Linked DNA regions of Mus musculus: region 2 is linked to region 1. A link is a loop called in an ENCODE intact Hi-C map of the cell type or tissue named here. Cell type or tissue: left cerebral cortex. All regions are shown on one strand. Each heading gives the region's core, and the rest is flanking DNA. Links, peaks and the distances in the headings are about the cores only.

Region 1 (16,474 bases), core at 4,924-12,923:
GCTTATGTACTTATATTTGTTGTGCATTGGTATTTTTTCATGCATGTATGCTTGTATGGTAGTGTTGGATCCCCTGGAACTGGAATTATACATATGTACAAGTGGCCATATGGATGTATGAAATTAAACCCTGGTCCTCTGGAAGAACTGCAAGTACTCATAACTGCTGAGCCATTTTACAGTCCCTTCCTACATTACTTTTTTTTTAAAGAAAATTAATTATTTTGAGTGATCTTTAACAACCAGTAGAGACTTAGTTCTTAGTTTGTAGTAGGTCTTCTTATGTTCAAAAATTTTTTATTGTTCTTAGACTTGCTGTTTTATAATTACTTACAAGGACCTGCCAAATTCCCTCCCATCTCCTATTAGCAACAAGGCTATGGCCAAAGCACTTTGTAAATATCTTTGATTCTGCACAGATACTCATTTACATTAAGAGAGTCTTGTCACCCTTCATTGTCTTCCAGAAGTACCTTACGTATCTCCTGTCACATCATTTATACAGCTCTCTGCATCTTCAAACCCAGCCAAAAGAAAAACCATCTCACATCATCACCAGTCACTTTAGAAGACCACATTCACATCAGCTTTATTACATTATATTATTTATGTGCAATATGAAGATATAAACAACTAATACAAAGTAAAATTTATAATTACAGTAGATCGTCTAAAAATAACTTGTATTTTGCTTCAAAAGCAGGAGGATCCAAGTTGAGAGCCCACATAAAAAGCCAGACATGGCAGCATAGGCTTAGACAATAGGATCACTGTGGCCCACTCACCAGTCTGCAAGTTTAACTCAGTTGTGAGTTCAAGGCTGGGTGAGAGGCCATGTCTCAAGAAACAAGGCAAAGTGAGATAGACGGTGACGTCACCTGCACTTCTGGCCTCCACACACCTGCACCCCACACATGGATACACATGTGAACATGTACTCACGCACACCACACACAAAATGTATGTTAGTTAGTGTTATTAATCCTTTATCGTTAATAAATTAAATTGTTGATAAGTATGTGAGTATAGGGCCTCCATTTTCTGGGTTTTCAAGCATTCACTGAGGCCAGGGAATGTACCTACAGATAAAAGGATGTTAGGCCACTTTGCAGCTTGGCAATAGGAAAGGAAGGAAAAAAAGAGATGGGGGGGGAGGAATGGGGGACTAAAAGAGGGAGGGGAGGACGAAAAGGGGAAGAAGAAAACAAAACACTTTATTTCAACTAAATCCGATGTGACCATTCTCCTAAAAAAAGAAAAATTCCCAGTGGTCTAGTGAAGTGAGATGCCTCACTTTTCAGCCAACTTTAACAACTGGATGTTTAGTCTTTGGTAACCTGAACCAAACTCTGAAGAGCTAGAAAGGAAAAATGTGACATCCCTCCTAGTGCTAGAATCAGCAATTTATTCATTCTACTCATTCTCTATGGAGCTGCATGTAGGTAACAAATGATTTCAAATCCCAAAGAACAGCGAGAGATGAAACTCTTTTAAGGCACCCTTCACACGCCTTTTCGTAACTCCCTTTGAAATGCTTTAAACCATACTGGTTCTTTAGTTATCACTATGAGTCTAAATAAAATGCTACATTTCTTAATTTGTCACTTACCCATATTCATATTCTCAGCCTTAAAAGATAGGGAATATTATTTTGTCTTGCTTTCTCCTCTTGGTAAGGCTAGTGATATTAACTCTAATTTTCACAGTATAATTAGTAGTTAAAATTTGAATACTATAAACTTCTCCATTTTGCAAAGTTTTAGTGATGTCTATTGTCTGTGTACTGTGTGGGGTGAGGAAGTCTGTCACGCCTCCCAGAGGAAATAACAGCTAGTTCTGGCTGCCTGTTTTCAGTGCCTTCCCACACTCTGCTGGCGTTGGCTGCCTGTTCCTCCTGTACATCACAACTGTGCAGCCTCTCAATATGTACCACAGAACATTCATGTTGCTGCTCTTTAATTCATTTAAAAACATAAAGTAGGAAAATTACCCTAAATTTGTCATAAACCATACTCAGAAGCATCACAGCAAGTTTGTGGCTCTCACATTCAGACCTCTCTCCCTAAAGATGCCTACCTCTCAGGCTCATTTGATATGGCATGTCTGTATGAGGCTTTCCTCTCAGCGCTCTGTCTCTGCCCCTCCTGGCTCTCGCCTTCAAATGCCTAGAACACTGTAACATCTAATTTCTCTCCATTCTTTCGTCCCTACCACCTCCAGTTTGCTTTTCTGAACTCACAGCTGCTCATTCAAAAGGCACTTTATTGGGTTAGCAAAATCGAAACAAGCTCCATTCTAAGGCAACAAAAAAAAAAAAAAGCTCAAAATACGATAAGTGAGCAGAGCGAGGTCTTAGAAGTTACTAAACAGCATAGTTTCAATTTTACATAAATAACGGGAATGTACATATGTCTATATTTGTATGTTAGGAAAAGATGCCAAGCGTTAACATGTTCTCCCTCATCCTGTGCTACCAAATGGTTGTTTTTCTAAATGAGCTTATCACTTCTGTGGTTTAGACTATGTGCTATGCACCCTGTTATAGGGCACATCACTTTGTCAGACTCAAGAGTAAGAACGCTTGGAAGCTAGAGCTGTACAGCCAGAGCTGTCGGGCTTCAGAGGGGAAACAGATCATACCCAGGTCAGTAAAGACAACTAGTCCCTTGTAGGTAGAAAGGGGAGCATGAAAGAAGAACAATATCACCCAACCAAAAACCCGCAGAGCTCCCAGAGACTAAACCGCCAACCAAAGCGTACACATGGAGGGGCCCTGTGGCTCCAGCGTCATTTGTAGCAGACGATGGCCTTGTGAGGCTTCAGTGGAAGGGAGGGCCCTTGGTCCTGTGAAGGCTTGATGTCCCAGTTTACAGGAATGCCAGGATGGGGAAGCAGGAGTGGGTGGGTGGGTGGGTAGGGGAGCACCTTCATAGAAGAAGGGAGAAGGGGGATGGGATAAGGGGTTTTCAGAGGGGAAACAGGGAAAGGAGATAACTTTTGAAATATAAATAAAGAAAATATCCAAGAAGAGAAAGAGAAAAAAGAAAAAAAAGAAGAATTCTATGCAACTCTGAAATGTCAAGGTAGTAGCACAGAAAACATGAATTAAAAATAGACAAATTCAATTTTACAGAACAGTCTGCTTCGTACATTTTCTGGTCACTCTAAAAGAATTTACATTTTGTGGTCCTGGTTCTGATTTTTTTTTTGCATCGATGAGTTAATATATAATAATAACTTAAAAATAATTTTCGTTTTTCGTATTTTAATAAAATGATTTGTTCGTTTGTTTTTCTTTGTTTCTGAGACAGGTTTTCATATAGCTTCGTTGACTTTGAAGTCTTTAAGTAGCCAAAAATGACCTTGAACTTCTGACTCTTGTCTCCCCCTACCAAGTGCTGAGATTACATGTGTGTGACACTGTGCCTGGTGCTTGCGATGCTAGGGTTTAGCCCAATGTATTATATATGCTAAATGGGCATCATACTCAATCAACCAGTTTAAGGAATAGCAAATACCTGATAACAGAAACAAGCTATCTTCAAAAGCTCGGAGAGTCCAGCCTAGATTAAACATGCAGTTGGTAAAGCTGGCTGAAAAAATGAGACATCATGATTTGCTAGACCACTGGGAATTTTTCAAAAACAATCACAGAACCAATAAAACAATTCCAAAATGAGTTTTAAACCTTAGCATCCTGATTAGCTACTACTGAGATTATAGGCTTTTATTTTCGAGTCAAACCTCATCAATCTAGGATGGTTCAACTACTCTAGCTCCAGACACAAAGCTATCAAAGACAATGATGTTTTTACAAGCAGAAATTTATTATCGATATCAAGATTTTAAATTTTTTTTGAGCTGCCAACTAGGAGCAACTAATATTAACAAAAACAATCCTTGTGCGCATATGGGTATATTTAAGTCTCTGTGAAGAAACAGACCATTAGGAATAGCAGTCAAATGAGGTGTTTAATATTTAAAGTTTAAAAATTGCTTACTTCTTTTCCCTTATAGCTAGATGCAGGATCAGCACAATAAACTCTACTTTTAAATATCTGGGATTATGACCAAATACATTCAAAAGTCGTAGTTTCAAATAAATGTGTGCTGCTTAACTATGTGGGAGACTGTCTGAAACCAACTCCCAGTTGGAAAAGGCAAAATTTCAAATAATCCCTCTGTGCAATCACGGAGCTTGCAATGGAATGTGGGAAAAGGATCCATCCATAAATTCTTTATTTTCTGGGGTTTGCCAAGACATAATAAATCCTTTAATGGCATGGTTATCATAAAAACAATTGTATTTTCCATGTTAACTGATTAAAACCTTTTAACATGAAACTAAGGTCATCTGTTTCAACTTTTTGTCACAGAATTTTTTATTAATTCATTGTTTTATTTCTTTACTTCCGAATTATTGCCTCCCCTTCCTGATCCCTCTGGCAGAGTTCTTTCCCCCAGCCCCCTCCCCTTTGCCTCTGAGACGGTGCCTCCCAAACACAATTTTAACATATATAAGAAATTTGGTCAAGTAATCTATGAAATATTATCCATACATCAGAGTATTTAATAGGACAAAAATGATATCTTATAACTGTGATGAGTCTAGAATTAATTTCAATAACTATGGGTTTTATTCATGACAAAAACAAAAACTACTTACACAGTAGGGGTGGTCACTTCTGCATAGACACACACACACATATATATATACATACACACACACATATATATATGTATACATATACATATATACATATATACATATATATACATATATATATATATATATATATATATATATATATATATGCATGCACACATACATACATATGTATACACGCACAGATGTCATTGTCTGCATTCAATTCCAACTAAAAAAGAAGAGTTCCAGATTTAGTAGGCAGGTTTCTAATGTGTTAAAAATAAGCCAGTAGCCAACTTCGGCCTTTTAGAACTGTCACAAGATTGCCAGCTGAACTCAAAGCAAAATGAAACAAAGTAATCATCCCAATAATTGATCACCCAAATGTCCCCAATCACTGCATTGTCACACTAAGTCAGTAGGGATATAAAGATGACCTAGAAGAAAAATGCCCCAGGAATCACATTAAAATCGCCCCCTTGCTCAGCAAGGGGAAACCCTACACCCTTAGCTGGCTTTCTATTCCCACCTTTTTATCTACATGATAATATGGCAATCATCCAAATCATTAAAAGTAATTAAATATCTGGTGATGTTGCTGCCAAACTTTACCAAAATCTGATTCATAATTAAAAAACAACCATGTGTAAGAAAACTTATTTTCACTATGTTCTCTCAAATCTTAACACAGTAGAGGTTTTAAATTAACAAATAATGTATAAAGACTTTCGTACTTAATTTAGCCTTCTTAACTCACCTTGGAAAACATATCTTCTATAAAGTATAGATTATAAAGAAACTCATTAAATAATTTGGCATTGCTATGTACTTTTCCATGGAAACAAATGCATTCAATCATAAAAAATATTCAGGATCATATATCTTTGTCTGCACATCGGGGATGGGGGCTCTTTGTGGGGGGTATAAAAGGCAAATGTAAATATTCAGATAATATTTAACATTAGTTTTAAGTGACTATTAACAGAAATATGTATCTGTTAATATTTTCTGTCTTTCAAAACAAAAGAGCTGTGTAATTAATGTTCTGGAAATCATTCCTGGAACTAAGCTTTAAAAATCGACACTTCATATTTAAGACAAAAATATGCGTTTAAGTGCTTTTTTAAGACATGCTTGTAGAAACAAAGGAGTTAAAATGGAATTAATTTTAGCATAAATAAAAGACAAAATGGCTACCATTTCTCATATTTGTGAAGATTTTTTTTTCTTTTTAATTCGAAGCAAATTTCACCCAGCGAAATGTTTTTATCTTCAACTTTACTTGGCTCTGTTTTAATCATACCTTTAAAACAACTGGAAAATGAACCTGGGCATCCAAGTGAACTTCATTAGTCCTGCCAAACCTAGCATATACAGTCAGCAGTTCACTCCCCTTCTCAATGTGAAACGGGTATTACTGTTACTATCTTAAATGTCTCATCCGTTAGGCTGAGCGGGGAAAATCTGCTTGAGATTTTAGACTGTTACCAAATTACCAAAACTAGCACAGCAACTCTTAATGAGCAAAACCATTAATGATCTTCCAACTGGAGCCCTATTCAAATACCTCACCTTGTTAGCACAGAATGAGGTGTTCAATCAAGAGCCTGGGAATGGGAAGCCCCAGCGCCTGGTTCTGAGTGGTGATTACAAGGGTGAGGGGACAAGTGCCAAGGTAACAGTCTCCTGCCCCGCAGGAAGCTGAGAAACCTTCAAGTCTCCATTTGTAAATCAGGCCCGATGATTGCAGCAGTCACCAGCAAAGAGCATAGGAAACAATTATTTGCACCATATTCTTCCACTGTTTTAATTTGCTCTTAAAATGAACAAGATGATCCCCAGAGTCATTGGCATTTTGTCTTTAGAAATTTAGAGCCCGTTCTAGGATTTTTCTGGCATTGAAAGGCACGAAAAGCCTCAGCGCATAATTTAAAGGAACATTTCCTGCTCCCAAGTGACTTGATTATTCAGATTTACTGACTTCAAATCTATAAAATATTCTCCAGGAGTTCGTTTGAGATATTGAAGTTGTTGAGTTTTAAAGCAAAAAACCATACTTGTTGATTTTTAATATTTTTGTGTTCCTGTTTCCCATTTAAGACACTGTGACTTAGGCATTGAAACTGTTAACCTTTAAAAAAAAAAAAAAACAAAACAAAACAAACAAAAAAAAACTGGCTTCAGCTCTTTTAATCTGCCCTTTGACTACAGGAAGCTTACAAATAATTTACAAAATGATTTTTGCTTTAGGCTCTTGATTTAGTTCTTAGTTTAGTTATTTAGAATAACAGGAGCATAGTATTAAACTTATGTTTAAGAGGACATATATAAGCAAACATTATAGTTAAAATATATACCGTTTATCTTAAAGAAAAAAGTTGCACTGGAAATATGACATATGTCTTTCAGTGTCAATATGCTGGATTGATTTTATTACTAATAAGCATATATATTTGTAACTGACTTGATTACTTAAATTAATTGAAGTTGATAAGCAACAAAGTATTTATAGTTAAAAATGAGATACAGATATGTATTAGATTTTTCTTCTGTTTTATAAAAATCTACTATAGATGTGCCTATATTTTTCCTCTTGATTATTCAAAGGGTAATGTACAAATCTGTGAATGGGGTGGCATGATAATTAATCGCAGGCAGTACATATTGTCTACCTGTAAGATGACTGATTATATTTTACATCGATATGATTTCATAAACTGTTTTATTATCATTTAACCTGAGAGGGGATATTCAGAAACACTAAATATTACCTAATTTTATTTCATGTGAATACATTAAATACAGTATCTGTACATCTATATATCTTTTATTAGATGCTGAGACTAGAAAGTAGAGTTTGTTTGTTTTTTTTTTTCTTTTAACCTTTTTATTTGTTCCTGAATTTGAAGACATTATAGGCCATAAGGAATAATAGGACGACTATAGCTCCTTGAAAATGACTTTTGAAAGTCCGCGTGGATAACATGATTAATTCTTTGCAACAGATTTTCATATTTGCTAAATAGCTAGATAGCCTTGTTTTATTTCTTGACTGTTAACTTCCGTTGTTTTTTGGTGGGTTTTAGGGGAGTTTTGTTTGTTTGTTTATTTGTCTTGTTTTTCTGAATGGTGTGCTATTAAGTTTCCAAGGCTGGGTTTTCTACACTCAATTAAAATAGCACAGACTCATATGAGAAATCTCCTGCAGTGTTATACGTTACAATCACATCCCTTATCCCAAAGCTACAGTGATCACTTCCAAAAGTTCCTTAAGAAACAAAACAAAACAAAACTGTTTCATCATAAGCTATCCAAATGTAGAGGGCGCTGCTGTACATGTATTTTGAAAGTGTTTCAGAATCAAACACTCATCTGTTAATTTAGTTTTTGTTTTCAAAACCTGCCAGTAAATTCTAATCACATCATTAATGTTTAAAGTCTGTATTTAGACTTAAAGTAACTGAAAATACTTAGGGAATAAAGTATTAAAGTTGTACATGTCATTGTGGAAATAAGTACTTTTTAATTTTATCTTCTAGTTCTAATTATCTATAAATTAGTTTAGATGTTCTTGTAGCTAGTTTTTATATATCAAGGTTCTGTCACTATAGTTATGTAAAAAATAGCCTGGTGCCCAGGAGATGTAAGCTGAAAATTTAAGAATGTCATTATATTTGTGTGAAAGAAGGATGAACTATATACAAAGGCAATTAATTTTGGGTAGAGACTGTGTATTTTCAATACCATACTACAGTGTTTTGGGTGTTTGAAACTTTACAAAGTACAGATTGAGAAAAATGTTCCAATCAGTTGCTGCCTTTTTTAATCTATGTTTCTAAGCAATCATATATTTTAAAGTGATTTCACTAGACATGCTAGTTTCTGTATGGTTTTTAATGCACTCTTAAAATTTAGAAGTGTTCCCTTATCATGTAACAAATATAACATTTTTCCATTAATGAAATAAAGCTAACTGGAAAAATAACTCTACTGACATATATATATATATATATATATATATATATATATATATACATATATATATATATATGTGTGTGTGTGTGTGTGTGTGTCAGTAGAGTTATTATATATATTTATATATATTAACAAAATGTTATAAATAATTTCTTTGATTTTCATGAGTATCAAAATCATATGAATTTACTTTTTAAGTTTTTTCATTTGTATTATTATAATTTTAAAGCAATCAAAGATAAAACAGATTACAGCATATCTTATAAATACATATTTTGATAATATATTTGTACAAAATCAAGCTTGAAAATCTCATGTATTAGATAGGTGCTTTGCTATATCTAAAGTGAATTAGTACTATGCAAAATTCACCAATTCCTTGTCTGTCGGGGCCAAAGCTGAATGACAGCTACAGATTTAAAATGTATTTGCTGAGAAAACACATCAGAAACTCAAATGTGACTAGGTTCTAATCTAGTTTTCACTGTTGGCTCTTAACACTTAATTTCATACTTAAAAGCCATTTGATTTATCTCTTCTTGTTACATGTAGATTTGGTACAGCTAAATACAGACGGACTGGTGGAATATATACTGGCATTAATAAGACAGTATCCTTTATAGTTAAAGTCACATAATCAGCGAGATTTTTTACATTTGATTTTCATTCTTAAACACCCACGAAATAGCAACAGCGCCTACTCTCTTCCTAGTTTGACTTGCAGAAAGAAACAGGCCAAGAATGACTGGGATACGTAAATATGTAATTCTATGCAGAGCCGGTGAAACTAAGTACAAGAAAAACATAAATACCTCGTCAGGAAAAGTTTTCAGTGTAGCTCAGGCATAACTTTTCAACTCTTCCAGTTATTTTAACATCAAAATAAGCGTGGCAGAAAGCACAGGAGGAAAAGCGCCCGACTAAAACGGCTCCTAATGTGCTCTTTTGAATCGGGTATCCAAAACTGCCTGTTTAGGCTGCATCTAATCTAGCACAAGTAGGTGTTGTCTGAATTTTATGCTATCCACCCACGTTTAAGTAGTTTTTCACCTTAAAACTAGGAAAGAGAGTCGAGGAGTGAAACAGCCAATCCACAACTGAGGTAACAGTTGCCTTGTACGATAGACAAGTTCTTTGGGACCAAGATACCCCACAGACTGACTAACTAGGACAAGGGATGAAGCTTGGCCTTGTTCACTGCCATCAAAACAAAGGCTCATATTGCATGAAAATCCTGTGCAAATGAGCCATAATGGCGTGAATGACAATCTCCTAAGACCATGCAGCAAGGCCCGTGTTTGATCTGAAACACTGTTAATCTTTCTCACACATAGCACACTAGTACACTTGGGAAATCCTCCATGAGTACTTCCCTACAGCCGGAGCAGGAGCAAGAGATGGAAAGGCATCAAGCAAAAGTTCTGTCTTGGCCACTACTTCATTTGAGTCATTTTTCACTTTGGTTTTTTTGGTGATTTGGTTCAGATAGTCACAGAAAATTTAGACCTCACTCTTCTTTACTTCAAAACTTTGTGTTTTTTTTTAACTGTCTCTTTTGTATAAATATATGGTGTTACTGTTATGTTTTAAAAGGTTTCCAAGGGCTATAACAATTAGAAACCGTTTGAAATGTCTTATTTGTGTAGGTTGTGTCATTAATCCTAGTGGAATCAGACACTACACCAAAACATGTAAGAAAGGAAAAAGCCAGCATAAGAGGGGAGAATAAGAGATAGGGAGAAAGGAAATGGGAGGAAAAAGGTGGGTAGAAGAAGAGGGAGGGGGGAGGAGAGAGGGAGAAAGGGAGGAAAGGGTGAAGGAGGAAAGAAGGGAGAAGGGGGAAGGAAAAAAGGAGAGATGTTTTCTACTGTAAGAAAAGACTGATTTTGGTGTTTCCATTTCAAATACAATTTAAACCATCAAAATAGCTCATAAGAAATTACAGGTCAGACTTTTGAATCACAGACGGCCTTTTATTTTCCTTTCTAATATTTAAATGAACTGTTTGCTTGGAGAGCCAAATATGTAAGGCACATGTGTTCAGTACAAGCTGAGTAAGTCATGCCAACTCAAAGATGGTAGGAAGTATGCCTCCTTCGTTGTGTTTTCCTTTTGAAGTGTTGCCTAAAAATCAGGCCTGGGCTTCAAAGAGGAGGATTACAGCCTTTATCCAGCAATTAATATGGTTGGGACTCAGAACATCAGCATCTGACCACAACACTAGCCGACAGAAGCATAGCAGGAATTCATTCTCTTTCAGGACTTAAGTAAATCATAAAAATGAATAAATAAGCAGTAATATATTGTTGATACTTGGCAGAGAAAGAAGGGGCAGAGCTAAGCTTTCGCATCTAGTAACCAACCTGCGTTTTCATATCCAGGCAAGCATTTCCAAAATCTGAGATCCCTGGACCTCTAACAAGGTTTCTACATCTGGATCATTTTACTCTCCCACCAGCTTTTAAGAAAGAAATGCTCTCCAGTAAGAAATCCATTCCTTTCTCCTTATAGAGTGGATCAGATAATCATTTGGATGTGGAGAAGTCCTTCTTCCTGTCAAAGTTCAAGGTTTCAAAACATGGTCAGAATATAAAAACAAATAAAACTCTGTAGGATCTGCAGGAAGCATTTTAAGCACATTAGATTACGCAGAGTGCTCATCCTAGATGACAGAGTTGGGGCCTCACTTTTCTTTCTCGATTTCATTGTAAGAATCTTTTGAAAGGGGATGCCAGGGGTGTGATCGGTTAGCACATGATCCTTACACAGAATCTTCTGGCAAAATCCTAGAATGATGATTCCTTCCTGTTACTGGGCAACTGTAGAATTGAAGTCCATAGAACATCTTTCATTTCACCTCAGTACTTTGCTATGTTAGATCTTGATTTTTTTTTTATTTTAGTTTGTGTTTGAGATATTTCTCAGGTCTCCCAGCAGGCTTGCCATGTATCCAAGGCTAATATTAAATTTTCTTATCAATTCTGATCTCTCTGTCTTGTCTCTCAAGGCCCAGATTACAGACAAGTAGAGTCTAAATATTGAAGAATGAAATACCAGGAAACAATCTTTCAGAACAAGAGGCTAGTGGCAATTAATCTATCTGTATAAAATGCATGTTTGAACCTGAAAACAAAGAGATATCTACTCTAGAAATGGGAGCTAGAATATTGAATATTTAATATTGAATAGTAAGGAACAAAATATCAAGCAAAAACATTCAGAACAAGTGGATTAGCTGTAATTAATATATCTATATAGTGCACTGTTTGGGTCTGAAGACAAAGAGGCATTTGCTCTAGGGATGGGAACTCCTGTCACTATAAAGACTGATCTTGGAATAAGAAGAACATCTTCACTTCCACACAGAGATAATGGGCTGCCCTCTCGAATCACATACAGTTGCTGCTCTAATTTTTTCTTACAGATTTTTTTTTCTGTCTTGAAAGAAATTGCCATGTGTAAAGAATTTACAGAAAAATATCAGAGCACCCTGACAACCTAAGCAATGTATTTATTTCATTAATAAACAATGATTATTGTTCAGTGCAATGTGTTGTGAAAGATGCTTAAGGGACATTTGCTGTAAACTCTAAATATTTTTTAAATTAATGTGTAATAGCCTCTTTGCTCTCAGATCCATATTTACCCCTAGATCTTACACATAAATGTAGAAGTGAGGGCACAAAGATATTTCATTTTCTATACTCTTCTTGCATGTATTTTATTTCCTATTTCCTTGCCTTTGGCACTCATCATAAAGATCCTGATAATATGCTTTAGCTGTACAGAAAGTTGGGCAGAAGAACAAAGAGCAGTTGACGGATTAAATATCTGAAAGCAGGCAAAGTCATCCTGCTAAGTGAGACCATTAGAAATGGGGTTAGTGTTTATGCAAACTTAAGAATCTATTATTCTGAGGGGGCAGTGAGCAGGATGTAAAGTGAGTAAGTAAAATAATTAATAATAATAATAATAATAATAATAATAAAGAATCTATTATTCGTTTTCATTTTTGACATCATTCTGTTGCAGCATCTTGATTCCTAGACCACAGTTCAAAAGCCAGGGAGCCTGCCAAGGCTATTTTGCCACTTAACAGCAGAGTCCTGACTGTTATATAAATTTGTACAAGGGGAGGGAATAAAAAGATTCAAAAAGCAAGGAAACAACATTTTCCAACCACTAAAAAGAGAATAAAGAACGAACACTTGCTTTTTAATATTGCATCTGATTTCTTAAATAAAATTTTCTGATAGTACACTATCATTACCCACCAAGCATGGGGTTTGGCACTGTCTACTGAGGCACATCTACCATGGTCTCCCCTCCTCTGTATTTAGTTGTCAGCAGGCATATTTGTTAGGTACAAATTATTCAAGCCCGGTTTCAAAAGATCCATAACCTATTTAGAGTTTAATGTTACTAGATCCACCCACAACCACTAGCCTATTCCCAGCCCACTTATATAAATACATAGATTTGTACTTCTGAGGTCACTGAAGGGTACTAATGAATATGTTATTTATACAAAACTACAGGTTCATTAAATAGAATCTATTTAACTGCATTTTTTTTCAAAATGTATTGTCAGGTAAAGCTTTTCTTGTTTTATCCCCCAAAGGAAACCAACATTTTCTATAGCAGTATGTCCTAAGAATACTATTTTTAAAGGTGATAACAACAGAAACACATGGCTACTCCTCCTTGTAAATCTAAAATATCAGTAGTGCTCTCAACTCTTATAGGCCAATGTGCTGTTTTTATCTTGTAAATTTATTTACCAGTCTTTTCATCTGATATTTTAAATTTGTTATTAAATGAATAATACATTTAAGTGGCCTTACCAAACAAAATAAAGGATAAAACTATAAATAAGTGGAACTGTTTCTATTTTTGCCCTCTGTTTAGTGACCTAAGCTCTTCCAGTGAGCTAGTCCTTTTCATGTTGATGTATTCTTTCATTGAGTTTTTATGAATAAGAGAGAACCACAACTGGCAATTACAGCCTCTTATTGTTTACATCTGAAACCTTCTATGACAGTGGTTCTCAACCTTCCTACTGCTGCAACCCTTTAATACAGTTCCTTATGTTGTGATGACCCCCCAACCACAAAATTATTCCACTGCTACTTCATATCTGTAATTTTGCTACTGTCATGGATCATAATGTAATATTCAATATGCATGATGTCTAATTCGCAACCCCAAAGGAACCTCAACACACAGGTTGAGAACTGTTGTTCTATAAGGCCATGGTGCTAAATGATTTGGCTTTGAGGTTAGGAAGATGCAAAGCCAAATGGATTTGGTTTTACTTTCACTTTCACTTTTACTTTTCCCAAAGGAAGTGTGTGAAAGAAGGCTGCTTTCCTCCTTACCTGATGTATGGCCATCTACAAGAAAGCCAAATGACAGAACTAGACAATATGTAAATTTAACTGTATGAAAGGCTAAATACATCTTTTCCTAGTTGACTGAGAAATACAATAGAAAAGACATTGGAGAGTCCCAGATTGTTTTCAGAGAGTCTCTTACTATAATCTTTTTTCTGATGCCAGCATAGAAAACACCACGTCTAAAAGAGACTCCACTTGGAAAGTAAAAATAGTTGTGTTTGTAGGATTAAGACCCTGAACCTTTCCAGGCCTGGCAACATACATCATTTACTTACTTATCTTTAAGATTTTTGAGAACATGAAACTTTTTTTTTTTTAGTTTAAAATTTTTTCCTGGTGCTAGAGAAATGGCTCAGTGATTAAGAGCACTGGTAGCTATTGGATAGCACCCAGCATCCACTTGGCATCTCAAAAGGACTGCAACCCTGGGAGGGCAGGTCCTGCACCTCACCTGGGCAGTACCTTAGAGTTGGCACTCTCGGTGTGGGTGAGAGTGAGCAAACGCTGAGGGCATAAGTGGGAGAGCAGAAGGAGCTGGTTCATCCCCTCAGCTGCAGCAGCATTCAGAGAGTTTGTGGGAGCAGGGCAGTGCTAGAGAGCTCACCTTGCTGGTATGGGTGCTGGGATGGGAGCTGGTGGACTGCCCAGCTCAGCTATCTCCCATTCCCTGATTTAGGGCCTTGAATTGTCCCACCCAATCATCTACCCCATCTATGTACTACTGGAGTGTGTGAAAGGGCCAATCCTACAGATCCAAAGCTTCAGGATCCCCATGACACAGGGCAACAACAGGATATGCAAGAAGAATCCTGGTAAGGATCCACTATTGATAGTATAGCAGAAGCCAGAGGCTTTGAACCAGACCAATGACTCATTGCAATGAACATTTTTCAAGTAAAGAAGTGTGGCCAAAAGGACACACTGTGTGACACACTGCAACACACTACACCTTCCACAATACGATGACTTTGTTCTTTCGGGTGAGAAATTGCAAGGATGGTTTAAAATATTGGCCATATATGTCTCATTTTTTTCACATGGGCTAATCCTCAGTTTCTATATTCTCCCAAGATTTTCTCCTGTAGTTCTGTCCTTTATGCACCTGTCTTTATTCTCTCACACGTTTTAGGGAGATTTACATTTAAGTGGGTTAAAATTAAGTCATTTTATTCATTCATTCATTTTATTGCTACTACGTGGGCCTCATGCATGCTAGTCAAGAGTTCTCTCTACCACTAAACTCCTCAACCAAATTTTAAAATGCATTATTGCAGTTGTGCTAGCCACATTTCAAATGCTCTCCAGTCACATGTGCTAGTGGTTATCAAATTGAACTGCTCAGCCATGAAGCCTTTCTCTCATTATCTGAAGCTATTGAAAATGCTGTTCTAGATAATAGAAAAATAAAAATGCTCTAAGTGCATTATTCTGGATATGTCATGTAATCTTATCAATTATTTTTCTACCATGTTTCAGTTTCTGTATATTCTGAAGTGGGAAAAGTAATGGTATTATCTTCATAAGTTATTGACTATAAAGAGCATGTTTATATAAATTGATAACATGAGTGTAAATATAGTAAGAAAATAAGTTTAGGAATAGACACATGAAGATAGGATTATATTCATTTTCTCTTTTACATAATGAATATTTCCCTCCTATATTAGTTAATTTAAAAAAATTACCTTGGTCATTTATAATACACCCTAATGCTCTCTGAGTTGTTTTCAGTAGTGACTCACACATGTGCTCTTATTTTGCTGTAGACCTATCTTACAACAAGATAGGTATAAGTATTAAATGCTAAGACCACACCTTCAGATTTCAAGCACCCAACAAAAGTCTTCATAACAAAAGGAATAGTTTATAAAACTGCCAAACCACATTAAATTTGGTCATAAACATTATGAATCATCTGTGTGTGTGTGTGTGTGTGTGTGTGTGTGTGTGTGTGTGTGTGTGTGCATGTCTTTATCTTTGTCTGTGCATGGAAGGATGAGAGAATCCTCATTTTAAGTTATATGCACATTTATAGTTTCAAATATGTTTTATTCTTATGGTCTGCTCTGGAATTGGAAACATAACTTTCACTGAGTGTATAAGCTGCTTAAAAATCTCCCAATTTAATGAACTTTCTTGAATAAACTACATAAACTCATACATTATAATTTCCTATCGGTAGAAACCAAGAAAATTATATTTTAAAAAGGTCATTGGGGAAATAAAATAGGAATGAGGGGTAAGTGTGATCCAAATATGACATTATCAAGGAATGAATAGAATAGTATTTTTAAAGTCATTTATAATAGGGTTCTGATTACAAAGAAAGGCTCTGGGTAAGACTTCTAGCCTTAGAAAGAGAAATAAAATATCTGGGTAACATGGTGCTGTACGCTTGTAATCCTAACAGTCAGGCAGGATAATTATAAATTTGAAGCTCGCCTGGGCAACATAT
Region 2 (16,474 bases), core at 2,815-10,814, 220 kb after region 1:
GATCAAAAACTCAGGTGACAGCAAATGCTGGTGAGGATGTGGAGAAAGAAGAATACTCCTGCATTGTAGGTGGAATTGCAAGCTAGTACAACTACTCTGGAAATCAATCTGGCAGTTTCTCAGAAAATTGGACATAATATTACCTGAAGATCCAGCTATAACACTCCTGGGCATATACCCAAAAATTCTCAAACATATAATAAGGACACATGCTCCACTATGCTTATAGCAACCTTATTTATAATAGCCAGAAGCTGGAAAGAAGCCAGATGTCATTCAACAGGTGAATGGATACAGAAGATGTGGTACATCTACACAATGGAGTACTACTCAGCTTTTAAAAACAATGGCTTCATGAAATTCTTAGGCAAATAGATGGAACTAAAAAATATCATCCTGAGTGAGGTAACACAATCACAAAAGAACACACATGGTATGCACTCACTGATAAATGGATATTAGCCCAAAAGCTTGGAATACCCAAGATAGAATTCACAGACCACATGAAACTCAAGAAGGAAGACCAAAGTGTGGGTGCTTTGGTACTTCTTAGAAGGGGAAACAAAATATTCAAATGAACAAATATGGAGACAAATTGTGGAGCAGAGACTAAAGGAAAGGCCATCCACAGAATGCCCCCACGTTGGGATCCATCCCATATACAGTCACCAAAGCAGACAGTATTGTGGATGCCAAGAAGTCCATGCTGAAAGGAGCCTGATATATCTGTCTCCTGGGAGGCTCTGCTAGAGCCTGACAAATACAGCCAACCATTGGACTGAATACATGGTCCCCCATGGAAGAGTTAAGGACTGAAGGAGCTGTAGGGGTTTGCAACCCCATAGGAAGAACAACAATATCAACCATCCAGACCCCCCAGAGCTCCCAAGCACTAAACTAACAACCAAGAAGTACACATGGAAGGACCCATAGCTCCAGCCGCATACGTAGCAGACGATGGCCTTATCGTGCATCAGTGGGAGGAGAGGCCCTTGGTCCTGTGAAGGCTCGATGCCCCAGTGTACGGAAATTGAAGGGTGGGGAGGCAAGAGTAGGTGGGTGGGGGAACACCCTGATAGAAGCAGGAGCAGGAGGAGGGGGGATAGGATAGGAGGTTTGTGGGGGGGGGGGGAAACCAGGGAAGAGGTTAACAGTTGAAATGTAAACAAATTAAGTGTGTGTGTGTGTGTGTGTGTGTGTGTGTGTGTGTGTGTGTGTATTAAAAGAAAACTCAAGTCTGTGATAAACTGGGCATGGTGGCACATGCCTATAATTCCAGCAGTTCTGAGATCAAGGCAACCTAGACTACAAATTGAGTTCAAGGCTAGCATAAACTATATAGGGAAACTCAAGAAAATCAAGCAAGGGGCTGGTTAGATGCCTCAGCTGATAAAGGTTCTTGCTGTCAACCCTGATGATGTGAGCTCAATCTCCCAGAACCTGCATGATGAAAAGAAAAGAACTGATTCCCAAGAGAGAGTTGTCCTCTGATGCACACGTGCGCGCACACACATTACAGCGTTAAAAGGTAATTTTTATTATCTAACAACAACAAAATTCCAAAAATGTACCGTGATACCCAAAGCTATAATGAAGTATAGCTGTGAAGACTAACATTTTTATACTTTACCAGAAAGTGGCTGTAAATGATGCCTGAAGGGCCGTTTGGTCATAGGGAAAGGAACCATGAAATCAAGAATTATCTCAGAACTTACAGAGTCTACCTTTCACACCCAAAAGTTGAATGGCCTACTTACTCTAATTTTGAACAACAGCTATTGCATGTTCTCTTTCTAAAGACTGGCCATAATATGCTACTGGAATGACTTCATGAGCTAAGAAAATGTAACATGTAGGACAACAGAGCAGCTACAGGTCCTTGCTGCTAAGCAAGGATCTGAGTTCAATTCCCAGTTCCACACACAAGTTCTAAAGAGAAAAAAAAAAACTCTCACAAGTTGTCCTCTGACCTCCACGTGTGTGCTATGGTGTGCACATGGCAATGCACACAGAAATAAAGAAAAGAAAAGAAAGGAAAGGAAGGGAAGGGAAGGGAAGGGAAGGGAAGGGAAGGGAAGGGAAGGGAAGGGAAGGGAAGGGAAGGGAAGGGAAGAGAAGAGAAGAGAAGAGAAGAGAAGAGAAGAGAAGAGAAGAGAAGAGAAGAGAAGAGAAGAGAAGAGAAGAGAAGAGAAGAGAAGAGAAGAAGAGAAAAGAAACACAATTTTTAAAATCACATAGGAGTCATACAAATGCATGTTTATGATCATATTGATAATTGACAAATTGCCCTAGGTGTTTTGATGCTAAAATCTGGTGGCTCTTCAGTGACAGTTTTTCCAGATACAATTTTTCTTTTTACATGGGTACATGTTCGTGAGGGGTTTTTTTTTTTTTCCTTAAAAGAAAATTCTTAGCCTTCATGTCTGAAACTCAAAAATTCAGAATGAACAATTTTGATTCCTTTATGACTACTGGACCCTGGGTATTATAAGAGTCTCCGATTTATGTTCCCATTTTCATTGATTATGATGATAATCAACTGAATTATTCTTTTCTTTCCAAGTACCACAGTGATTCTTGATTCTAGTGGTTAATAAATTCTTTGGTACTAGAAGTAGTTTTCTTGCTTTAAGAGAGTGAGAATAAGAATCCAGAAGTTCAAATGGGGATTGTTTCTGAAAAACACACAAGCTACGTTCACAAAAACATCCTGTTTTACATTACCTATTAGATAAGTAATAAATATTTTCATTTTAAAATATTATATTTAAAATATGATTCAAAAAATTTTCAAATAAGCCATATATATATGTGTAGAGAGAGGGGGGGAGGGAGAAGGAAGAGGAAGAAGAGGAGGAAGAGGAGGAGGAGAAAAATGTTTCATGGTTAGCTCAAGGGGAGGCTGCAAGGCTTGACACTATTACTGAGGTTATGGTGTGCCTACAAACAGGGGCCTATCATGACTGCCCTCTGAAAGGCCCAACAAGCAGCTGAAAGAGACAGATGCAGATATTTACACCCAACCAATGAACAGAAGCTGCTAACTCCTGTGATTGAATTAGGGAAAAGCTGGAAGAAGCTGAGGAGAAAGGCGACCCTATAGACTAGCACTCTCAACTAGCCTGGACCCCCAAGATCTCTTAGACACTGACCCACAAACCAGGCAGCATACATCAGCTGATATGAGGCCCCCAACCCATATACAGCAGAGGTCTGCTGGATCTGAACTCAGTCAGAGAAGATGTACCTAATTCTCAAGAGACTTGAGGCCCTGGGGAGTGGGGAGGTCTGGTGGGCGGGGGGGGGGGGCGGCATGCATCCTCTTAGAGACCAGGGAGGGGGGCCTGGAGGAAGTATGGAACGTGGAACAGTCAGAGGGTGAACCAGGAGGGAGATAAAGTCTGGACTGTAAAAAATAAAATAAAATAAAAATAAAAAGATTAAAAAACAAAAAACAAAAAAAACAAAACAAAACAAAACAAAAAAACCACTGGGTCTTCTTGCAGAAGACCTGAGTTCAATTCCCAGCACCCAGCAGTAGTTCACAACCATCTCTAACTCCAGTCCTGTGGAGTCAGGCACACATGCGATTCACAGAAGTATGTGTAGGAAAAGCCTCACCTGTGCACATAAAATTAAATGCATAAATAAATTGAAAGTAAGTAAATAAATGGAAAACATCACTTGAAAATAATTGTAAACACACACAAAAATCATTTCTTCAAAAACACTACACATTTGCCAAAAGTTTCTTATACAAAGAACTGTCTGCCAATAGAGAACAAACTGGTCTGGGCCGCAGCACTCTCCAGTGAATCCAGAATACAACAAAGAAGGGAAAACAAGAGTCTGTAAAATATATAACTGTTGTTCTCTGTTTCTTGTATTAGGAATAGGTGAGTTCTATTTAGAACTTCATAGAAATTAAGTATAGCCAGATTCAAAGAGCATAAATTTTTCCTTGGTTTCATGGATTGACTATTATATGTCCTAAGAAGAGATTAAAATTTTCCTGAAAGACACTGCCAAATAATTAAGTCAATGTCAAAAAAAAGAAAATCATGACTTAATATCTCAGAGTAGATTGGATATTCACACACACACACACACACACACAGTATGCTGACACTTTTACATGAAACACTTTAAAGTGACTGCAAACCAATAATTAAAAAAAAAAAAAAGAAAGAAAGGGGAGTGTTGTTAGTAACAAAAAAAAATCTGTATTTAGATTTAAAAACAAAAGCTGAAGAGAAGAAGAGTGCTCCACAATCTGCATACTTCTCCAAGTGTAGGTAAGTGCATGGTGGGTATCCTTTTAGAAATATTTGCTAGAATTGTCAAAACTGGTTTTCAGTTGGTCTAATCCAACCATGAAAATGGGATCTATGTATCTGAAAGCCTTCGAGCATCCCAGATTCTAAAATTCATAGTGTCTAAGTCCATCCATAGGAAATTGTGCTAGCTAGCAGACTGCCCTGAGCACTCCAAGGATACCTGCCCCCAACAGACAGTGTCCAGGCAAAGATCCAGGTAGCAAACTCACCATGCCACTGTCACTCTCCTGAGAAAGGTCTTTTCAAATCCATGTTGCATGGAGTGCCAGAGCAAATGTCAGGAACAGTGGGAAAGGAGGAAATGAAAATAAAGGTAAGGGGGGGGGGGGGGTACAGTTGAGCAAAGGGAAGAAAAGCAAAAAGAGGTGTGCCGTATTTTCCTTTTATCTATAAGATCAGATATGTCCATGATCTCCTAAAGAGAATTTTTAAAAAGTTATTACTTGTTTTTTATTTATGTTTTTCCTGTGCCAAGTGTCATTTTTCTTCTATTATATTCCTGGAGGGAAAAAAAAAGTATTTGGACATTTTTTTGAGGTGTCATAAGGAAGGTAACAAGAAGTAGTTGCAGAATATGTAAACTGAATTATATACTCAATATATGTTATAGACTCAATAAATTATATACTAGCACTAATCCAGAAATAATGAGACTATGTAGCAAAACTGTTGTGCCTCCCTCTCCCTCCTCCCTCTCCCTCTTCCCTCTCCCTCCTCCCTCTCCCTCCTCCCTCTCCCTCCTCCCTCTCCCTCCTCCCTCTCCCTCTCCCTCTCCCTCTCCCTCTCCCTCTCCCTCTCCCTCTCCCTCTCCCTCTCTCTATTTCTCTATTTTACAAAGGGGGATTTGTATAGACTTCCGTGGGCATAGGGCATATATCTTACATCTGTTTTCATATGGACGCTTTAGCCAATATGACCCTTGAGGATACAAGCTTAATATCTCTTCCACTCACTCCCCTGATTTACAGAAATGTGTTTTACAGTTTATATTGACAAAACACTTTGGAAATGTATTTTATTTTATTTTCCAACTGGGAAGCAATTTTTGATATCTTTCCATGTTTAATGGTGTTCCTGTTTTTGAAAAGTGATTCTCAGAAAAGAAAGACTTGAACTAATGGTATGTGAGACAAAAATGCTAGTCAAGTGCCTTTATGTTCAAATCAATTAAGCATTTACCTTGATTAATCTGTTTCATAAATAAAATTTTATCTTTAGACTTTTTTTCTTCTAATTCACTTAGCAATAGTAAGCGAACTTGCTGTTTTGAAGGAGAGATTTTTTTTTTAAATGTAGAGCCCATCTTGTCCAGGGTACTGAAGTTCACAAAGAAAAATCTGAGCTTTGTCAAGTCAAAAAGTGAAGTCTTAATGAGACAGTACCAAACTTGCATGGCCCCAAGGAATCAGCTCCAAACTGTATATAGATAACTTACTTATTTGGAGACAACAACAAGCACAAATAAGGACTTTGAAATTTAACACTTTCATAAAAGTAATTCCTTACATCTCTAACACTTATTGATTAAAAACTCCTAATAGCAGCAGACTTTTAGTGTAGTTTTTTTTCCCCTCGAGTTTTAATGTTACACATATAGTCTGGAATATGTGATAGACCCATAAATTTCAGCCCTCTGCACTTAAAATAGCAAAGCCCTCTGGAAAGACTTATGGAACATAAAAGAAGTGCATAAAATAGCAACACTGAAGTTACTGAGTGAGTGCTGGTGAACTACTGTCCTCTTCTCCCAACTATTTCCCAATCCTGTTAACATGGCTTTGGAATTTTAATTAAAAGTCTAGATATGAGCTACTTCAAGCTATAAAATTACAAAAAAAAATTACAAAATGATCAGTGAGGGGAAGTAGTTTTGACCTTGAGCCTTTGTTCTGTTACTTTTATTTACCCTAAATAACATTTCTTTCAAACCTTTTTAAACATTTCAAGTACATAATTCAAGACATTGTTTCATTTGAAGCCTGCTTGTAAAACATTGTAGATTTACTTAAGGTGGTCACTTAAACTCTCCAAAATCTCCTTCAAAAATACATAAATCTTATAAATGTTTTGATCTGCTCATTTTATAAAAATAAGCATTGCATATTTCTGTAGATCAATGTATGTGGTTGCCAAATAATTATTGGCTAAGAAACGAATTAATTTCAAATAAAATGTTCAATAAAATTATCAGAATGTTGACAGAAAACAAGTCTACAGTACTGTGAAAGTTTGAAAACAATATTAAAACCCAGACTATTGTCTTTCTCTGTGTTTGAGTCATTTGCCTTGGATGGTACCTTTCTGGGCATTGCTATAACTACAGTGGCTTGGTATTCTGATCCTGTAAGTACTGGATAAATACATTTTACATTTTTAATCGTGAGGATGATCCTGTATTGTCAAGAACCGCTATTTTTCAACAACAAGTAAAGATTTGTCTAAGTTGCCTTTTTATATGCAAGGTTTTCCATTCAGTTATCTAATTTCAAAGAAATTCATTATGACAAACAGTATTCAAATCACTTGGATTTGCAAAGTGCCTTTTTCGTGTGTGTGTGTGTGTGTGTGTGTGTGTGTGTGTGTGTGTGTGTATTTGCATTTTTTCTAATTTCAGTTAGCTGTTTCTTCAGAAAATCATTTCTCTGTCACCTGTGGCACTGCACTGTGAACCGCATGATTTTCTTCCCTCTGCCCACTTCGAGGAACGAACCCAAGAGAGAATAGGCCTCTCCATGAGTGGCCCTGCTGAAAACGCATCGGTACTGGGACTTGAACGGATGGAATGATTGAAGTTGCTGCTTAAACTAATATAATATTCTGTTTTAGATTAGTTACTACAAACGCTTTTACAAAGAAAACCTACTTTGGATGTTACAAATAAAAAGTTCTATTCCTGAAGCCGAAGTGCAAGGCTCTCCTGTTTATCTTGGCTATGTCTCTGGGGGAACGGGAGGACGGCTAGTCATTCTATCGATCAAGCAGAACTGTGTAGGAGCTCCAGCTAAAGCTCTGGCCGAATGGCCAAGAAGCTGGACTCTAGGTGAAGAAGCAGAAAGTCTGAGTTTACAGGGGTGCTGAAGTCCCTGGCGACATTTCTCGAGAAATGGTACCGATGAGTCTTCCACATTTACAAAAACCAATATCCCCTCAAACCAGGTAGAAAGTTTCATACCTACTTGTACGGGAAGGAAAGTGAGAAGTTAAGTTTCGATGCTTTGAAAAACCGAATCTCTTTCTCTTTCCTTTCCTGCTATGTTCCCAAGGGAAAAGGTGGATAGGACCTGCAGCCAGAGCAGTCTGCGCTTTCTTTGCTACGCCCAGTGCGTCCAGTGCGGGAAGGAAAATTAACGAGGCCCCAGCGGGACGGCTGCGGCCAGGCAAGGGTCCTGCGACCATCAGCCTATGACGTCAGCCGCCATTCTGCCTGCGTCAGGTCCCCAGCAGCCCCCACCCACAGGAGAAGGGGGCTGGCTGGTATTGGGAGCCCAGGGCAAAGGCCCCTTTAACCCCTGGAGGGAGGAAGGGAGCTTAGTCTGTGGTTCCCCAGGAAAGTTGAGTTTCCGCTACTCGGGGACTACTGGCTCCCAGACTGCAACCAAGTCTGGAAACACAAAAGTGAGGGTAGTCTCTAAGGCCACAGTGGGGTGAGTAACTTAGAAAACCAAGCCAGAATCCAGGCAACTTGATTCCCTTTCACTCTCACTGGGGCCAGCATTGGTTTGTACTGATTCCAAAAACTAGGGCCGAAAAAGAAAAGAATGTGATGGTGAACTTCAGGCTGGAGTCACGAACTGGAAGATCTGTCCGGGACCCGCCTCTGGGGGAAATAAACTCTGCTTTCTACCTAACTAGCCAGGAGCTACCCTCCCTTCTTCTTTGCCTGCCTAATCTCTATGGTCAGATTTTATGAGACCCAAATGCTGAAAACTTCTTAGGGAGATAGGGAAAAAATGTTTTATCCAAAAGAACTTTGGCCTTCATGGTGCGGAGGACCTAAATGTAGGTTGCCACCGGTCCAAGACTAATGTCTGAATCTACAGAACTGGGACTGAAAGAGACAATCTATCACAGGCCAGCCCTGATAGGATTTCCTAACTCAAGATTTTTGTTTTGTTTTGTTTTGTTTTGTTTTTTAAGAACAGTTTCCCTCCCTGGAGTTCTTGCTTTTAAAGTTTTTGTTTGTTTTTTATTTAGTGATAGTAGTGGCCTTTCTCGTTTAATTTCCTTTTTTTTTTTTTTTCCATTTTCTACCAAGAGGACTGAAAGGAACGGAGGAAGAGACTTCTTGAACAGATGTGAGTCCTAACACTGCTTACTGTAGTTTTCTCCAATAATAAATCCGGCTCTCTAGAACCAGCCCTGCGCTGTTCCAGCAAAATCTGCCTAGGAAAGACAGCGCTCCAGTGTGCGGAGCTGGCTCTGAACTGCTACACTCCCCAGGGCTTCGGCAGTAGAAGCCGGTGATTGGAAGTTTGCAAGCTCAGATTTCCTTGCCTCAACCTACTTCCAACCTGCAGTACTTTGAACTACAGCAAAAGCGAATTTTCCCCCATCGATGGATACCCGCTAGAGAGATCTGTTGAAGGACCGGGGAAGAAAAGTCCTTCCTGGTCTTGCATCCCCTAAGAGAGTTTTGATGAGGCTCTAATGAAAGGAAAGCACCCCTTTTGTCGCAGTAAATACCAGGGAGCCTCCGAACCCACCAAGCCACTGGCCTTCCTGTCCTGCTTGCAACTTCTCCAGCGGCAGGCTCAATCTGTTAGGCACAAGTTTTTGGGGGGATTTCGTGGCCAGTCTTCCCTATCTGGGTTCCAACGTGTCTCAGCATAAGTTGTTGAAGCAAATTAAAGAAAGTGGAACTTTAAAAAGGCTTTTTAAAAAACCTCTGGTCATGTTTTCTCCATGTGTTTCTGGAAGCTTGTATTACCCTCTAGTATCTCCTGAAAATATGTGGTTACACTCTAATATATCGTAAGATAGTCATATCTTATGGGTATCCGTAACTGTGCTCTGTTTCCCCAGCGTTGCCCCATAAGATTTTTCAGCTCGGAATACATTAGAAACTGATCAGTCTTTTCTATAAGTCGTTGCCTCAAAGTGAACCCGTGGAGGATTCCAGGAATTATTCAAAATGTTTTTTATTTTGTTTTACTTCTTGTTGCTTATTTATTTAAGGAGTTAAGAATGTGTCTTTTACCCGGAATCCTTCATTGCCCTTTTCAGGGCCCTGCCTGACACTCGGTTAAGCCTCGGGACTTAGAAAGATCATTTCCTAGAACACTAATTTAAGCGAAATCTGGACTCGGAGCGTGGGTTTACATGCCCAGCTGGAATGTCTAATGTATCAAATCCTCGTTAACGAACGGCCTGCTCCGTGGCCATGTCAGCCAAAGGTCAGGCCTATGCAACAGGGCAGAGCAGTTCAAAAGCCCTCTTCCAGCCAGCACCCTGATCACCACCGCCCCCATTCATCGCTCACATTTCAATGAGAGTGCACACAGGAGCTCCAGCTAGAAACGCCATGGCTGGTTTTTCTGTGTTTACCCCGCTTCGTTCTTCACATTAGTAAACATGTCTTAATGTAGCTGATTTTTTAAAATTACGAGTTCTTATTTCTCGTAGGAAAGAATCAATATTGGCAGACAAAACAATTGTGAAATTTCCCCTAGAAGCATGTATACTTTAAAAGCTTTTGAGTGACGCACATCTTAAGTCTTAAAACAGTAATAATGATAATTTCACAGAATCCCAATAAAAACATGAGCAAATTTTGGTGGACACCTTTGTGATGAAAAATAGCCTAGGGGAAGTCAGGCAAGTCTCCTGCCCAGTCGTCTTACCCAGCGATAAAAAGCTCTCTCTCTCTCTCTCTCTCTCTCTCTCTCTCTCTCTCTCTCTCTCTCTCTCTCTCTCTCTCTCCCTCTCTCCTCCAGGACCAAAGAGAACCCAGGATCGCTAGGCTGGCACTAGTATCTCACGCCTCATTACGAGGCCAATGTTCTTGGGGCTTCTTTCGGAATACAACCCCGCAATAGCGAAGGTTGCAGGGGCTTGACTGCTCCAAATGGCCCAACTTGGTGGCTTGCGCCTAAGGTCTCGCGCGCTTACACGCAGCAGTGAAGTCCTGTACCTAGGAAAGTGACTTGGGGGCCCGAGAAGAACAGGACTTACCAGATCTAGGGTCTAGATTTCAGACAGCTTTGGCAGCTGATTGAAGCGGGAGTGAATAGAATCATTTCTACCAGTGACAAGCTATTTGGGAAGGGGCTAGGATGCGAACGTGGTGGAAAAGAAAGCGGCAGGCGGGTCGGGGCTTCCTTTTGCTAACTCCCACACCCATAAGCTGAGGCCAGTGTAGACTGAACTTGACCTGGCATGGAGCCGATGACCCCTCTCGAATCTGAGTCTCCGGGGCTCGGGCTCTGACGCCCCCAGTCCTCGGCCTACTAAGTCTGCTCCCAGGCAGCAACGGGCTGAGTCGCATTATCCAGCGATCCCCCCCCCCTCCGACCCCCCACCCCCTCAGTGTGCTGACCTCCAACTCCATTCCGCCCCTCCCCTCCCTTCCTTTAGCCTGCGCCAAATGAGAAGGCTTCTTTGGGCCTTGGTCTTTGAGGAAAGACACCAGAACTCAGGCTGGGTTTGAGCTTTTTCCTCAGCAACCCCTTCGCAGACCTTCGTCACTCACTAGAGGCCCAAGTCTCGCTCCCGGCTGGCCCAGAATTCAAACTTAGAAAAAGACCCAAGTCTCGAGCTTTGGATGGCTTCTGTTTCAAGGATTCTGCACCAACCAGAAGCTGTGAGCGTCTCGGAAAACTAACTGAACCTTTGTGTTCTAACCACTATTTTGAGTGTTCAGGGTGAGTGGCTTTGAGCAGGCTTCCCCGTGGGCTTAACCCTCGGGGGGACAAGGAATGGCGAGGCATACAAAAACCCTACTGCAAATGCTCTCCTCTAAGCAACCTCCATTATGGAGCTGTGAGATTGGTTGAGTGAAAAATGGCATTGAACTATCACGGTAGCTAGGAAGAAAGGCCTTGTCGCGGTAGTGAGGCCTTCAAAGCCTCAGTCGTCTGAGGCAGAAGAGGGTTTGGTTGTGATAGCAGTCAGGTTGAAAGACCAGCATGAGTCGTGCTGGCCCTATAACAGACTTCAGTGTGAACTGGGCAGTGACTCGGGCTTTCGCTGTTGACAGAGCGCGAGCTCCACAAAAATGGCTCTACCTGTTCAGTTGATGGAAGTGTTAGAGGCCATCTGTGCTATCACTGAACAGGGTTTTAATGAAAACACCTAAAAGGAGTAATTCTACAAGTCCATGAAAGAATAGAGTTGTCCCAGCGACCGCTGCTACCCACATCTTTGTGAAGAAACGCTGGCCACTCCGTCCGACAGATTATACAGATGCTCTGAAAATATTCCATAAGCCTCAAAGTACTGCACAATGTACAGGACTCTGCAAATGCCATGAGGACAGAAAACCATTACCCCAGAGCCTGAAGTCCACACCTTCTGGTGTCTGGGTCAAGGCTGTTCAGTGCACTAATCCTCTCGTTGGACGTGTTTGAGCTCTCCAGGAGCGTCCCGGATCGCAGAGCAGCAAACTGACCAGTATTTGGGAGGGATCCATAAAAGATCCTAGGGTGGCTCTTCTGGTGCAGTAAATGGTGGGCTGGGTCTTTGAAGAAAAGCCATAGAGGCTAAAGGAAGGTCAGAGAGGGACATCAGAATAGGCACACATCGGGACTGGGCTCTAATAAAGGATGGGTGAAGCCCCTAGAAAACCCCTCCAACGGTCGGTGGAGCCCTTGAAAAAACTGTCCTGGGCCCTAGGGACTAGTTGAATCCACGGACATTTTGTCTGAGCGATGGGGAGAGGATATGTGCCTGAGAATAGCCAGGTTGCCTGCCACAACCCGCTTTAGAAGGACTAGGACGTGGGGGGGGGGGGGGGGCCTGAATGGACACTGAATGAGCCAGGAGCCCAGTCACAGGAACAGGATACGTGGCTAACTCGAACCAAGCAATCCAGCATCCCAGCGCTTGGGAAAAGCGAGAACCCGGCACCGCTCCCGCCACTCAATTCTTGTAGTGGCGGCCGCAGGTTTTCCCGAGCCTCTGCTGGCATTGTGAACTCACTTAAACCAGCGCGGTTTGAAAACAAACACGTGCGGCTTCCCCGCCGCACTATTTTGGGAGTCAGGCCAGAGACTTTCACAGGCGGGAGCTTCCGCGATTCCCTCCTCCGCTCGCCAAGGGCGGGGGGGCACCATGCATATTCATTAGCACGTGGAGCCCTGGGCTGCATGCCGCGCATGCGCACTGCTGGTTCGGCTGGGGGGCGGGGGGGGGCGGGGGGGGGAAGGGACCTGAAAACACGTCCCAGCTGGCAGAGGCGCAGCAAGCCCCTTAGGTTACCCAGAGGGCCATGTGTGGCCATACCTTCTATGCAAGAACTGAGAGACTAGCTGAGAGTACCCTCTCTACTCATTCCTCAGGCCCGTTTCCATACTTTTAAAATAGCCTTCTAGGCAAAAATGGCTCTGTCAGCAAACTCTATTTCGTCTTTTAATCTTTTTTTCTAGTCGTCTACAACTTCAGTTCTTTGTCAGAGGCTAAAAATTTCCCGGATAGATAGGGTGGGGGAGGGGAGTAAAGAATCGCTATTTCCTCAGTGTTTATATTCGGATTTTTTTTTTTGAGACTTACATTGGAAAGAGTTGCACAAATAAGTCCTAGCTTTTGTTTGTTTGTTTGTTTTACAAGGTATAATGCTTTTCAGCAAGTCTACTGTTGTTGAAGACAAGGTTACAGTGTGTTCATGCCTACATTCAGGAACAGTCTTGTGCTTGTGCAGTGTGGGTGGATAGGTACGACTCTGGACAACTTGCTCAGCCTGTTGTATTCTCCTGAGCTGGCTACAGAGAAACCCCTTGACCATTGAACGCTATCAAAATGCAATATACAGATTGTCACAGGTCTCTAGCATCGACATTGGCAAACATGGTTTCCATATGAGATGGCTAAATTCCATTTCTTCATCTTGAAAACCCACCTCCAATTCACCATATGGGTACCCTAATGTGGAACTGATGACCGATTCTACCTTATAGATAAAACAGCCCCACTTTGCATGGTGTATTCCCTATAATTGGGACAGAGAAACTAAACCAATCAGCACTCATAGATTGATGTGCAAGACTGTTTATATTTTGTGCATAGCATAACACATTTTCAATAGACTTTGAAAGTCTTGCATACATGCTACAAGTTGACATTTTTATTGTTTATGTCTACTTAGTTTTTCCTGTCTATCTAAATTTAGTTTTGAAAACAAGACTGCCATAGGACCACACACACCCTAGGGGTGGGGAATTACATTCTAGAGCTATTTTAAATGGGTATAAGTTACAGCCATTGGGTGCTTTAAAAAGTAAGAGAGAAAATATTTTGGGTTAGGCTGGTCTTTAGTGGCTGGGCTAGCAAAAACATCAGTCTTTCCATTGCTACTCTACTTTCAAGAATTGGAAAAGTAAAGAGTGATATCAACTCTGATCATCTTTATAAAAACAGCTTTTCTTCTTGGTGTGAATACTCAGTTCTGAGAACTACAATTGATGTTACTGGGAGTCTAGACCTCTGTACCTGAAAGGGGAGTGATTAGCATTTTAAACTGAAGAAATGGGAGAAGTAGAAGTTGAAAACATATAAAATCTGATGTTTTCACATCTAGACCAACAATAGCTAAGGGAATAAGCCCAGTGCCTTCCTTTTAAGTATGCCAGACCACATGCAGTTCCCCCTCAGAATGGCTTACACTGAATCCATCTTTAAGACCCAAGGTTTTCTCCAAGTCATTTCTTGGAGAGTAATATGCTCAGGTACCAAGTCTATCAACAATGATTCACTAGGGGCCTGGGCACTAATTACACCTTGGCCTGAAAAGTGGCGCTTCGGAACATTTGGGGAGGTGGGTGAGATACTAGAGGAGGGGTTGGATTGCTGTTGACAGGCCTTTTAAAGTTCTGAGAAAACTTCACAATCAACAAATAGAAATATCTAAATGCCAAGCCCATCACGAAAGAAGGTTAGTGCTATTTTCATTGTCAGTTAAAGCTAAATAAAAAATATGAATAAATAAATAAATATAAGGCAATTGAAAGGTTACATCTTTCTTTTAGAGGTGGTTTGCTTCTTAAAGGTTAACTTGAATGCTTGACTTTAAAAAATCAAAATCATCAGCTGCAAATGCTTAAAGCAGTTGGGGGTAGCTTTTGAAGAAGAAAACAAAGGATCTGAAATATTTGAGAATGACTTAGTCCCCATATAACCGATGCGTGTGTGTTTATATGCTTGCTGTTTAAATGTACACACAATACCACACAATATCTCACACACACACACACCAAACTCATTTCTCTTCATTTCTCAAATGATTGCTTGTACGCAGGCATTTTCTGTTGACACAAAATAACATTTTAATAACTTGTTAGCTGTCCTAATCATTTGGTAGTATCCAGAATACAATGCAGTATGCAATATGAACCAATATGGCCTTCTGCCTAGATCAAAATCCACAACTACACATAGAAACCAGCCATTTGCAGAGTCTTCAGCTCCTGCTAAATAGAGTCTAACAATATATTTCACTGTTCACATTCATGTATTTCAAAACCTAATAGCCCATGAAGAAAAGTATGAAGAATACATCTCAAGAAGCAGACATTAAAGGTGCCAGCAAAATAATAGACTACATTTAAGTTTAAAGCATTATTTTGGTGACTTACATCATTAATGACTTTTTCTTTGTGGAGGACATTAGAGAAAACAATGCAAAGGGGGATTGACATAAATGTTGTCTCTTATTATAAAAGTTCCTTTGCTGTGAGATTATTCATAAATACATACAGGGGGTTCTCAAGTGGTAATAAAATTATTTGACCTTAAAAATCTACATGAATTTCTGAAATTTGAAAAGAAAACTCACTTATTTCTAATATGTATTTTAAATAGTTTATGTAAATCATATGTCATAGTGTGATGTTTGATCATTATACTATAATATTAAAGCAAAAGAGCACCAGGTACATAACAATCAGACAGAATTTCAAATTCGAAGTAAACTTAAATTTAGAAATAGTCAAATCAAAGATAAACTCCTATGCTGTCTTCTTAAATGCTCTGAGAAAATCACAAAAGTGCTGTTAAAACTATCATCATATACACAACAGTTTCCCAGAAAACCCTCATCTTTAATAAAAAGAGGGAAAGATTATTAATGGATCTGTTGTTGTTCCTAGAAAGATGAACTCTCTATTCCTCTTCCTGTGTTTAATGTTGGGCTCACTGTCTACTGTCACTTTAAATGCAACACTGTTGATCAGTCTTCAACCTCCAAAGCTACTGAGATCCAGGTTTTAATGTAACAATTTTTTTTAGGGTTGACAGCAACTCTTCCTTAGGTATTTAACTTTCCAAAATCTCAACAAATTTTACAAGATAGCGCTCTTTGTACAAAAGGCCAATATCCAATATCGCTGTTATAAGCAGAGAAACTTTGTTCTTTACAGTTAAACATCAATATCCCCACCCTTTTCTATTAAAAAAGAAACTGATGAAGTTAACACAGCAAAACCTTTTATCCGTAAATAAGACTTTGTTGACTAAACGTGAGAAATACAAGTAGCAAGAGGTGTCTTTCACGATGATAATATTTTTATTGTATAATTAGCTAGTGGTTTAGTTTCTCAAGTTGCTATTGCTGTGAAACACATGTAAAGCTCTCAGAAGGGTCTCCTTAGGCCTGTAACTTGCAGGACATACAGAGGACAGTGGAGAAGCAGAATCATGCTTCCCCTGACTCCTAACACATCTACACCCCTGCAGCCATAGCCAAGGGCCTGATTTGTGAGTTCTAGCTACGTTGTCTGCCTAATGGGGCGATCATGCAAGCGACAACAAGAGACAAAGAAACCAGCATCCCTACCAGAGAACCTAACTTCTCCGAAGCAGCATAGCTTGCAAATCTATCAAACTAAACTGCAAGAAAGACAATCTGATTTAGAGAAAAGGCGTTCTGCCACAGTCATTAAGCACAAGTAATTTAGATTTTTTATATTGTCTCCTCATTTACAAATTTA

Evidence for each region. Peaks named below come from ENCODE experiments on the same cell type or tissue, not always from the same donor. Only the 100,000 strongest peaks of a DNase experiment are listed, where the experiment ranks them.
Region 2: a loop joins it to region 1, with 2.9 times the contacts of the local background. A loop is called at or near these places in 2 of 42 quality-filtered maps.

What each region holds. Positions count from the first base shown.
Region 1 is chr9:91,120,762-91,137,235 of GRCm38, forward strand. No RefSeq gene overlaps it. Among named protein-coding and RNA genes, the nearest start is that of Gm31114, 200 kb to the left of the region's middle. In left cerebral cortex, for the core only: a CTCF peak has its summit at 7,940; DNase peaks (open chromatin) are centred at 6,343, 9,429 and 9,520.
Region 2 is chr9:91,343,271-91,359,744 of GRCm38, forward strand. Gm40546 (a long non-coding RNA gene) reads right to left here and starts at 10,793. Exons shown (of 2, transcript XR_870995.1): 1 at 10,509-10,793. A730094K22Rik (a long non-coding RNA gene) reads right to left here and starts at 7,958. Exons shown (of 2, transcript XR_379700.3): 1 at 7,514-7,958. It overlaps Gm40545 (a long non-coding RNA gene), which reads left to right and starts at 7,896. Exons shown (of 2, transcript XR_870994.1): 1 at 7,896-7,981; 2 at 8,593-9,219. It overlaps Zic1 (zinc finger protein of the cerebellum 1), which reads right to left. Exons shown (of 3, transcript NM_009573.4): 3 at 14,788-16,474. In left cerebral cortex, for the core only: no CTCF peak of the experiment used is centred there; DNase peaks (open chromatin) are centred at 7,285, 7,899, 8,869 and 9,587; H3K27ac peaks cover 2,905 bases.